Linked DNA regions of Homo sapiens: region 1 is linked to region 2. A link is a contact called in ENCODE Hi-C or POLR2A ChIA-PET data. All regions are on one chromosome and are shown on one strand. The core of a region is the stretch at or near the end of the contact, and the rest is flanking DNA. Distances in the headings are between cores, read along the strand shown.

What was found. A loop is a pair of places that touch in the nucleus more often than their neighbours do. ChIA-PET counts read pairs that join two places held with the same protein, here RNA polymerase II (POLR2A). Pooled maps may share reads with other maps.
Region 1: a loop to region 2 is called in a pooled map, with 3 times the contacts of the local background. The contact joins two enhancer-like sites. A Hi-C loop is called at or near these places in 1 of 168 maps with a recorded cell type or tissue (Caco-2) and 7 of 50 pooled maps. POLR2A ChIA-PET finds 5 or more read pairs at or near these places in 2 of 52 experiments (CD4-positive, alpha-beta T cell and activated naive CD4-positive, alpha-beta T cell).

Annotation. Positions count from the first base shown.
Region 1 is chr14:106,227,202-106,233,189 of GRCh38, reverse strand. It overlaps IGH. Among named protein-coding and RNA genes, the nearest start is that of LINC00226, 57 kb to the left of the region's middle. Within about 2 kb of position 4,514, at least 2 of the 41 ENCODE cell types and tissues checked have a DNase peak (open chromatin) inside an H3K27ac peak, as active enhancers do.
Region 2 is chr14:106,171,720-106,177,669 of GRCh38, reverse strand. It overlaps IGH and the pseudogene IGHV1-17. Among named protein-coding and RNA genes, the nearest start is that of LINC00226, 110 kb to the left of the region's middle. Within about 2 kb of position 3,274, at least 2 of the 41 ENCODE cell types and tissues checked have a DNase peak (open chromatin) inside an H3K27ac peak, as active enhancers do.

The sequences.
Region 1 (5,988 bases), core at 3,265-5,764, 54 kb before region 2:
GCTGTGCAAGGAAGTGCAAAATATAATTGAGTTTTGTGCAAGTCAGTGCTGCCTCTCAGGTGATCCCCATGACTCCCAGAAATGGCTCTGCTTAGGAATCCCTGAGGAGTCAGTCATTTCATTAGAGTAGACCACAGGACATGGGCTTCAGCACACGCCATGCCACAGATGTCAGAAAGCAGCTGCTGGGAACCTGACCCACCTGCATTTTGCTGCCTGTAGGAAAAGGCAGGGAGGTGCATCCTCAGGGACAACACACTGTTTTGGATTTCTATAAAGAACACCTGCTTTTACTGTGTTTTATTGGAAAATACATGAACAAATGTGAGCCTGCAAACAATTGTAATTTTCAGTTATTTTAATTGCATTCATTTGTAATTCTGCATGATATGCTGACACAGAGTTGCATTTTTCATAGATATTGTTCAATGAATCAAGAACATGCATTTTCCACTTTCACTGGTTTTTCTCCGTGTGCAGAGACCTTGAGTAGAGCCTGTCTGGCCCTTATCCACACTATCTCTTGTGTCCCCGGGAAAAAGCAGAGATTTGCCTGACTGCAGAATCTGGGGTAGGAGTCTGCTCAGCTCACAGCCTGCAGAGAAGCCCAGTGAAGTTTTATGGAGTCAGAGAGCTTTCCCATGTGGGGAACCTCTAGCTTACCCATGGCCAGAGATTACTGGTCAGCTGTAATTGAGAGTTTAACAATTAGAGCACTCAGAAGCCTATCTCATCGCAGCTTCATTATGTAACTTACCACCATTAGACTGCGGTAATAACTCAATCTTGATTTTTCTGACCCCATTTTCTCATCTTATTCATTTGTAAATTGGGTTATAGAAAATGTTATGTTTTAGACTCTGATTCAAATCTCAGAAGTTTATGAACTCATCAGGAATAATACAAAATGTGTCTAGTTTTGGGGAAATGTAAATGAATGTCCATGCAGTGTGTGTGTTTGTTGTGTGGGGATATGTCAGTCACACCCCAATGAACATGATTTCTGAATTATATCATCAAACTACAATTAGATTTGCTGAAAATTGCCTGCAGTAATGTCTGTGATGATGAACCTGTCACCTTGTTGTGAGGATGCTCAGTGCACAGGCGAGGTTGCACAGGAGACATCCAAGGAGCAGCCCCCAGGCTTGGCAGAATTCCTGGCCAGGAGCCAGACATAGGACTGGGTGTCTCAAAAGCAGATTCCCCAACCCCATCCCTTTATTTGGACTGCATGGGCATCATGAGGACCAGCAGGAGATGCTCAGAACTCACTCAAGGCAGAGCACCATTTAGGAGCAGGTGCAGCGAGGAAACAGCCAGAGAACCTCTGACTAGAAGCTTGGGTTGTTTTCTTTTGCTTAAGAGCATCCAAGCCTAAGTATATCAACCACTATATGTATATATATAAGTAGACTATCCACTATATATAGAGAGAGATAGATATAATCTGTATATATATACAGATTATATCTATCTATATACATTATATATACAGATTATATATATATAATCTGTATATATAAGAAAGTTATGAGTTACAGATTATATATATACATTTATATATATACATTTATATATATTTATATACATTTATATATATACATTTTATACATATTATATATATACAGAGCAAAACGAGGTAAATATGACTCTGCCATTAACTCCTTGAACCTGGGTCATTTTTTCTGAGAATGCCGTCATCTACAGCATGATGGTTCTCATGTCAAAATCAACACGCATAGTTAGTCACCATGAAGACTGTTTTATCTCATGGTAGAAATGTTTATTTAATTAAAAAATTACATTTCATACGAAAGGGTCTGTATTATTTCTTTCTCACACTGCTGTAAAGACATCACCTGAGACCGGGTAATTCGTAAAGGAAAGAGGTTTAATGGACTCACAGTTCTGCATGGCTGGGGAGCCTCAGGAAACTTACAATTATGGTGGAAGGTGAAGGGGAAGCAAGTCCCTTCTTCACAAGGCAGCAGGATGGAGAGAGAGAGAGAGAGAGAGAGAGAGAGAGAGAGAGAGAGAGAGAGAGAGAGAGAGAAGGAGAAGCAGGATAAAGAGCCGGAAACTTATCAGACAAACCAATCTCCTGAGAACTCTATCAGGAGAACAGCGTGGAGGAAACCACTCCCACAATCTAATCACCTCTCACCAGACCCCTCGCCTGACACTTGGGGTTTACAATTCAGTATTAGCTTTGGGTGAAAACACAGAGCCAAACCATGTCAGAATTTCTAGGTGAGAATTGGTCAATTCATAAGTTATTAGTGAAGTATCAGAAAAATAAATAGCACCAGTGTTGTTGTTATCCAGTTAATTTATAAACCATGTCAATATCCATTTTATGAGAGGTGTAGGAAAAGTGTGAGATGGATAGATAGATAGATAGATAGATAGATAGATAGATCTACCAAATACAATATATATAACTATATTATATATATTACTATGTATATAATATATAGTAAGTGATATATGGTATATATATATGACATTAATTCTACCAAATACTTCACATATGTATGTGCATATATATATAATATTAGGTATGATATATATATGAAATATCAGGACATATATATATATATATTTTATAATGTCTCCTGGGATTTAGTGTTGAATTTTTTAATATCTACATGTATTCCAGGATAAATGTTGGTGGACTTCATAAAATATATTCTAATTTTTATGTGCAAGATGATCACTTTCAAATAAGGTTTAGCTACAGAAACCAGATGTATCTTTCTACCAGAAATTACTGGAAAGCACAGTGAAATTTCTTAATCAGGATTTTAAGATGCTTGACACCACTCAACAAAGACAGTGATTACTAAGAGAGAGAGGAAATAAGCATAAGGAGCCCTCCGGTGAATGCAGGCTCAGATACTTCCTCAAAGGTGTTGCCAGGCTACAGTGCTGGAGTGGAAACCATGTGGATTTAGCATTAATAAAATGGAGCTGGAAACCCACGTAGGCCAAGAAGTGTGGATACCACAGGATAGCAAGTGGATTGCAGAAAACTGTCAGAGAGTGAACCCCATAGATGGCAGGAGGAACACCCAGACTTGACAGAGTGCAGATCAGTGTGTAGAAAGCAGGGAAAGTTGTACGTGAGAACACACCCTGCTGCAGGAAGCTCTCCCTAAAATCCAGAGCCATGGTAAATATATGAATATACACTTACAAACTTTAAAACATACGGAAAGGCACCATAATAAAGTCAAATAAAGGAAAGGTGGGTTGGCTACATTAAAATATAAAAAGAGTATTTCTGAGCAAATAATAATACTTATGAGGGGAACAATTTTATTCTACCATGGCAAATGATTTCAGAGAGCAACATTCGAAATGCTTATGGCCATAATGAGGAAGCTTCAAACAAGTATACGAATAGAATTATTACCAGAGTGGTAGTACCAGAGCCCTCAGCTTTCTGATGAAAACTGATTCTTATTATGAAAGCTAATTATTATTATAAGCTTATTATTATTAACACTAATTATTATTAATTATAATATTATATAATTATTATAATATTATTATGAAAGCTTATTATTATTATGAAACTGATATTACTAGAGCCCTAAGCTAAGTGTTATTACCAGAGTCCTCAGCTTTCCGATGAAACAACAACGTCTGATAAAAATTGTAATAACCCAAACATATAAAATCAATTCAAATTATTCTAAGGATGCACAGTAAATAAAAATCATTGATTGATAAAGTGTGCTGCTATAGACTGAATGTTTATTTCCGCCCTCAGACATTTGTTGGAATTCTAACCCCAATGTGATGGTGTTACGAGGTTGGGCCGTTGGTAAGTGAATGGGTCACCTTTGGAAGATGACTAGGCCCCATCCACCCTCATGAATGGAATCAGTGCCCTTGTTAGAGACTCCAGAAAGCTCCCTCTCCTCTTCCACCAGGTGAAGGAAAAGTAGAAAGATGGTCAACTATGAAGGAGGAAGCAGGTTCTCACCAGATACCAGTTTCAAAGCATGTTGGCCTTGCACTTGCTGACCTTCAGAATTGTGACAAATACATTTATGCTTGATCTGAACCACCCAGACTATTCTCTTACAGCAGCTAAAACATCAAGTCTCAGCTAGGGCAGTGAGGGCCCACAATACTTGAGAGACGAGCATCACCCTCTCCTTTCCAGTTCAGGATGACAGAAGCTTGATCTCGGGCTGAACTGACAAGCAGAGAGTCCTTCCTCTCCCCCAGATCGCAGTTGAGGCCGTGGTGTCAGATCTCTGTGGTTGAGAGTGAATTCCAGTCTGTGATTTCATGGATGCCTTTCTTCATCTAGTTCCACTTATGAGACAGAGATTCCATGCTATGAGTTATAGGCCAAGAATAGAGGAACCCCAATTATTCCCACCCAGCTCACCTGTAGGGCAGAGGATCTGGAGAGCTTTCTGGGTGAGGCACAAAGAGACTGTATGAGTCCACCCCTCCCATGCAGTTTCCTGTACTTAAAGCAGAGGTGTCCCTCTGACACAGATGAACCCTTTCTTCCGCACCAAGGCAGAGGCGGTTATATTTTTACAGTGGCAGACAGAGGGCATAAAAACAGAAATGCAGAGCTCTCTCTAATGGATGTGACTTTATTTGCAGTAAAAGGAGAATAATTTCAACCCTAGGTTTTTTCTAAAATATTATAAATATTTATGGTAAGTTATTAATAGAAAGCTGGTGGCTTCATGAGAGCAACACATTAAACAGGAATCCACTCATTTCAGCAGACAGAAGGAGAAAAACCATAATTTAGGAATAATGAGCTGGGCACTGTGGCACTGCCTGTGGTTCCATACACTTGGGAGTCTGATGTGAGAATAACACTTGAGCCCAGGATTTCAAGGCCAACCTGAAAACGTAGCTAGACCCCATTTAGTAAAATAAATAACATTTTGGGGTCAGGACAAAGTTCAAAAACTGCCCCTGAAATGAAGCCCAAATTTAATTGTGTAACACTGTGGATTAATGGATGACACAACAGTGTCACCATGCCTGCTGTGAGTGCAGTGTAACACTTGGATGACATATGAAGAGATACAGACACCCAAACAGAGACATCAGACAGTGAAGCTGTCAAAGGCTGCACTGCCGAGCGTCAGGCTTTTTATGGAAACCGTGTGTACATCTGGAACTGCACCTGGGAATGACGACATCAACCCTTTAATAGTGTCGGGGAAAGAGACGTCACTGAAATAGACAAACTAAGGGACTCAAGAAATAAATAGAGCGATTGGTTTTACCAATACACCAGAGCGTTTTGGGTGATCACTATTCAGAGTTTCTGAATTGTGTTACCTAACTGTCATTCAGAAAATAATTATGAGATACACAAAGAAAAAAATAACGTCACGAATGTACAGGAAAATTTCCAGAAAACACAAACTGTCTTTGAGTTGGTACAGATTTTGGACTTAACAAATGGAGACTTCAAAACAATTATTATAAAAATGCACAAATCACAAAGGAATACTATCCTAGAAAAGTTAAGGAAGGTATGATGACAGTATCTCACCAAAAAGTTAATATCAATAATGAGAGAGGGTTTTTGAAAGAAAGTTATAGACACGCTAAAATTAAAAACACAGTAATTCAAAACTATATGTCAGAGGTGATAAGCAGTATACTTGAACCTAAAAAGAAAAAAAAGCACACTTAGATATATATTAGTAGATATGCTATATTCAAAGAATAGTGAAAATTGCAATAAAATGAAATAAGCTTAACATAAAAGGTGGACCCTGCTAGACAAATCAACATATGTTTAGTGTGAACATTAGCATGAGAAGAGAGAAAGAAATATGTCACAAAAATATGTCATAATATAATGACAGATAATTCCATGATTTTTATGATAAATACTAATATACACATTGAAGTATGAATAGCTCAACAAACTCAAGGTAAAATAAGTTATAAGAGATCCTCAACAAAACACATTATAATAAAATATTT
Region 2 (5,950 bases), core at 2,025-4,524:
TGTGCCATGTCCTGTGTGAGTCACCTTCTTAGTGGAGAAGTTCTCCCTTCACAAAGTTTTGGGCATATAAAGGGAAACACGACATTAAATAAGAACGAGGACTTGTACCTCAGCATCCCACAGTTGTGTGGTTCATGTGAGATCTATTTTCTCTTTCTCATGCTGGATCAAGGGTAAGGCTATGAAGTAGTAGTTCTCGTGAATATGCAAATCACCTGAGGTGAACACTACAGATATGTCTGTGCCCTGAGAGCATCACCCAATAACCACACACCACAAAGACACTCGCTGAGAAGAGCAACCCTAAGACACATAATTGTCAGATTCACCAAGGTTGAAATGAAGGAAAAAGTTTTAAGGGCAACCAGAGTTGTGCCATGGCACAGTGTTGTGCCATGTCCTTTCTCTGTTTTCTTGCCTGTTTATTTATGTCAGATGTGCCACCTACATGGAATAAGGTCAGAATTCTGCCTCCAGTAACACATCAAAGGTGACCTTTGATTGTACTTTTGGTTTATGCTCCAAAATATTGATTATAAAATTCATCACCGTCATATTTTATGTCAAAATAAATCTGCATAATCTGAATGTCAGTACATTTTGGAATCTATTAAATAACTGAAATTGCAAGAAATATTACCCACTCCAAAAACTGGAGAGATGGGCATGTCCAGAATGGCAGTTAGCACTTGCTTACCTGGTGCAGAAACTGCAGAAGCCACAAGCTGTTGAGGGCACTTACATGGTAACCACTACGGACGTCTGAAAGACAAATGTGGACTCGGTAAATGTGACCGTTCCAGAGGGTCTTATACTTCTAAGGTTTCTGGACTTTCTCTCCAGAAACCTCCAGATTCTAAAATATACAATCCAAATAAATTTCCGATGGGTCAGAATTGAAGATGAAATGAAGATGATTAATTACAGAGAAATATACCAGGAGCCCACTTCAAAAGCTTCTAAAGGGAATGACTTTTCCAGAACCTTATCCTATGTGAAGGAAGACAAATCTCCCATTCCAGATTCTCCCCCATTCTTCCATTATTATATGAATGAGTAAAGTTAGCCAAAAGGGGTAAGACGTACATAAATAGTCCAGGGAGGCCGAAACCTCAAAAGGGAGTAACAGCCAAAAATGAGCTTTTCCCCTGGAGATGCTTTGTCAAGGTCACAGCCCAGAAGAGGAAGCCTATTGAATCTCTAGGTTTCCATTGGAAGAACAGGCAGTGCTTACCTGCACTGCACAATCCATTCTAACTAGGATGATGGCTATGGATTAAAGATGAAAGTGTGGCAATGCACAGACTCCATCTGAGGAGAACACAGAAATACTAAGACAATGGCAGAGGGTGAGACAAAGACAGTAGAGCAATGTGAAGCCTCTGACATCGTGATTTTTAAGACCAACATCTTGTAAATGCCATCATAGTTCTCAGCTTCTTTTATTATGGGACCTTTGCTGGTTTCCTAGCTGAGAAAGTGAAAATAACAACCTGCATGGACTTCCCAAGTCTCCACCTGTATCCTGTTTGCTTTAGATCTCTAGGAGAAGAAAGTCAGATAACTGGGCCTGGTGTCAGTGTAGGAGGCACTTCCTAAAAGCCACATATTAGGAAGAAGGGAAAATGTGTGTTATTGGAATAGTGGATATGGAGTGGGCTTTCATCTGAATGTATCTGCACCTGCTAGTATTCTCAGATGCAACATTCAACTGCAAGAGCCCAGTGAAGAAACATGGCACTCGCAAATCTCTTGTAAGTTTTTGTCTTCATTTTGGTTCCACTAATGAAGTGAATCTGGAGCTTCAGGGAAGGGGCTCCCTCCTGTGTCATTGAATCCTTGCTCTGGGTCTCCCTGCAGAGTTCAATAGGTTTAGTAAGGCTAATCAATTGTTTCAAGAGATGGTGTCAGCAGCATATGGTGTCACTGAAGGAGTATTCTACACTAGCACACAGCCATTTCATGCTGGGCTAGAGAAGCCTGGGGGAAATGATTTGAAGTCTCAGCAAGGAACCTCCTTGCAAGGCAGGGGCTGGGCTGTCGGGGGCACCGAGCAGGTGAGTCAGAAATCAATATGTAAAGATGAGGACCTATGGATATGAATTGAAAATATATAAATACTTCAAAAAATTCCAGTAAATTGAGTCCAAAATTAACCCCAAATTATTCAAAACACAAATTCCTTGACAATTATTTTGGGAGCAGTGAGTTCATAAAGAATTCAAAACTACTGTTTCAGCTTCTGATTCTTATTGTTCCTGAGATGAGAAAATCATCTCTAATCACACATCACACAGCAAATCTGTAAACAAGAGTGTTTCTATGGAAGATCCTGGGGGATCTGAACACCAGGCAGGTGCTGGAGACCCTGTTTCAGGAGCGCCCAGCAGATCTCAGAGGGACCTGCTGGTCACTCACGTGGGACATCAGCAGTAACTTTCTCAGTCACCAGTCAGCTGTGCTGGTGACTGATGGACCCAGGACAGAACCAAGGCACCTCCTCAGTGTCATGGAGAGTGATGGTTCCAGAAATCATCCAGGTGCTCTCTGTGCTTATAAAATGTAGGTTCACTGTGAGGAGCGTGTTCTGAGGGGGATTGTTCTGTGAAAGGACCTCTGTTCACGAGTGTTCATAAATGGAGCAGGGCATGCATTTCCTCAAACAGGAATAGCGCTTGGACCATCAGCATCTCACTCTTGTAAATCTGATGTGTCATTTATCTTCCCTTTCTTATTATTGACCAGGCTTTGCGCTATGAAATGCTCTGTCTCATGAATATGCAAATAACCTGAGATCCACTGAGGTGAATTTGGATGTCTGTGCCCTGAGAGCATCACCCAACAACCACATCCCTCCTCTATAGAAGCCCCTGAGAGCACAGCTCCTCACCATGGACTGTACCTGGGGGATCCTCTTCTTGGTGGCAGCTGCCACAGGTAAGGGGCTCCCAAGTCCTAGTGATGAGGAGGGGATTGAGTCCAGTCAAGGGGGCTTTTATCATCTCCTCCCTTCTCCTCACAGATGTCCATTCCCAGGTTCAGCTGTTGCAGCCTGGGGCTGAGGTGAAGAAGCCTGCGTCCTCAGTGAAGGTCTCCTGCCAGGCTTCCAGATACACCTTCACCAAATACTTTACACAGTGGGTGCGACAGGGCCCTGGACAAGGGCATAGTGGTTGGGATGCATCAACCCTTACAATGATAACACACACTACGCACAGAAGTTCCGGGGCAGAGTCACCATTACCAGTGACAGGTCCGTGAGCACAGCCTACATGGAGCTGAGCAGCCTGAGATCTGAAGACATGGTCGTGTATTCCTGTGTGAGAGACACAGTGCGAAAACCCACATCCTGAGAGTGTCAGAAACCCCAGGAAGGAGGCACCTGTGCTGACACAGAGGAGATGACAAAGATTATTAGATTAAAGATTTTCTTAGAAAATGACACTAAGTCATTAAAGAAAAGGAACAATATTAATGTGTATTTGAGAAATTTTAATTATTTGAGAGATTTTTCATACAGCATTTATTCTGTAAACAAATTTCAATGATTACAGAATGAATCAAATTAATGAAACTAATACAGAACTTCCTCTGAAGGTATCTTTGTAAACATTAATTTCTTAATCAGTGCTGTAAGTATTTTGGAACACAGACACAAAATCACATTTTAAGTCTGCATTTATGTCTATTAAAAATGCCAAAAAAATCTCCTTTTGTGCATGTAGCATTTTGAATTCCCACCATCAATGCATGATAGTTCTTGGTTTTCCACATTCATATTGTCATGTATCCTTACGAGAATTGTGTGTTTTAACCAATCTAGTAGGTGAGTAATGGGATCTAATTTTTATTTAAATGCACATGTCCCTCCAAAAGTTCATATTTAACAATTTTCGTATAACTTCTGTTGAGACGCCTCTCCTGACATTCGGTTCATTTTAACTGCATTGCTTCATTTCGATTCATTGCAAGTTGACTTGCATATTGTTTATAAAAGTCATTTCACAAATTAAAAGAATTCATTTCACAAATATGTGACTTGGAAGTATTTTCTCCAAGTCTGTGGCTGTCTTTATTCCCTTATCAGTGTGTATTGCAGAAACATATGTGTGTGTATGTGTCTGTGTGTGTATGTGTCTGTTTGTACAAATTTAGACTCAAAAACATGTAAAATTGCATTCATTCATAGATGATGTATTTGGCAATATATATGAAGTCTCATTATAAAATACACTAATAGTGATTATTTTTTCCATGTCTCTCAACTCAGGCCACAATCAACTCATGAGTGTTTAAACTTCATCTACTTGATTGGAGGACTATCCATTTCAGATATTTGGAATACTTCTGTAAGGAAATGTGTTCGTCTTCCCAATATTTATTTATATAATCATCTATTAATATGTGTATTGGTTTATGAATATATATTTCATACTCTGAAGAAGATCCATGCTATATTATTCATTTTATCGTTCAAATCACCACAGCTTTATTAGGTCCTGGGAGCTCATTTAATTTGGATCCTGTATCCTTACAGCACACCTCATCCTTTTGTTTTTGAATACTTCCCTGTTTCCTTGTATTACAATAAATTCTAAGCTCATTTTCTATATTACCTTTTTTGTACATAGAATTAGCCTTTTTTCTAAAGATTGCTTGTTTCTAATGTTAACGAATAGCAGTAAAATAAAAAAAATTGTGATACCGTGTACAATTACTTCTAGGACCTCTCAACCTACTGGCCTAGTAGACGTGCATGTTTATATGAACCCATGTTTGTGGACGCATCAAAACTATTTATGTAACTAATCTTCTGTAACTTTATTATATTAAAAATGAGAACACACTGGTCTCCTGACCCAACTATGCTACCACATGGACCTTTCTAGCCTTCCTTCCTTGACTGTCCATAACCACCCACTGCAAAGTGAGGAATCCTATCCTACCAACTGCCTTATTATTACCTAGTTGCACAATTTTAGGACACATGCATAGCGGTATCAGAAATGTAAAGCTCATTGGAAATATGTTTATCTACTAGAATAGAGTGTTATGTGTAGTTTCTTTACATTTTAAACTTATAGAATTTCCTCATTTCCAAAGTTAATTAGATTAGCAACTTCATTTTCTACTTTCTTTAGTGAAGTCATTTCAATTACATTATATAATATCATTTATTTGAAATTCGGTATAAACCAAAACTATAGTCAAGTAAACAGATAGAGGATATTCAAGGAACTTAGAGAGTGAGTATTAAATAAGTACAAATGGCACTGTTTAAGAATAGTAAAATTATTTTTAGTGATATAAAATGGTTGAGACACGATGCAGTTAATTTGTCTAAGCTCATAAATGTGTGATGGAAAATATAAACCTAAATATATACAATTTTTGTAAAAAGTATTTAGCAGTTCATTAACCCCAGGATTAAATGCAGACTGTATCAAGTTATCTAATAACTTATTTGGTGAGGGTGGGGATGTCATGAGATGCATGCAAAAAAGAATGAAGTAATTTTCCTCATTTGCATTTAAGATGTTACCATTCACTAAAGACCTTTAATTTTAAAAAAATCAATTTTCTACGTGACCCAGGTTTTTTCTTCCTGACGAGCAAATAACCCAGATAATTCTTTTCTTTCCTTGGTTGAGAAAGATTTTCCCCAAACTTCAGCTCAGTTCAGGCACACACTGTCCCTGAATGGGCATTTACCCTCAGATGGGTAACACACCTGTCAACATGGGGACTCTTCTGTCAGACAAACACACCTTTACTCACGTGGATTCTTCCCTCAGACCAACACACCTGTCCCCACATGGACTCTTTCCTCAGACCACCACATATGTCCTTACATTTACTCTTTCCTCTAGTAATGACATTTCCTCAAGTGGACTCTTGTCTCAGACAAACAAACATGTCTGCATGTGAACTCTTCACTCTGATAAGTACA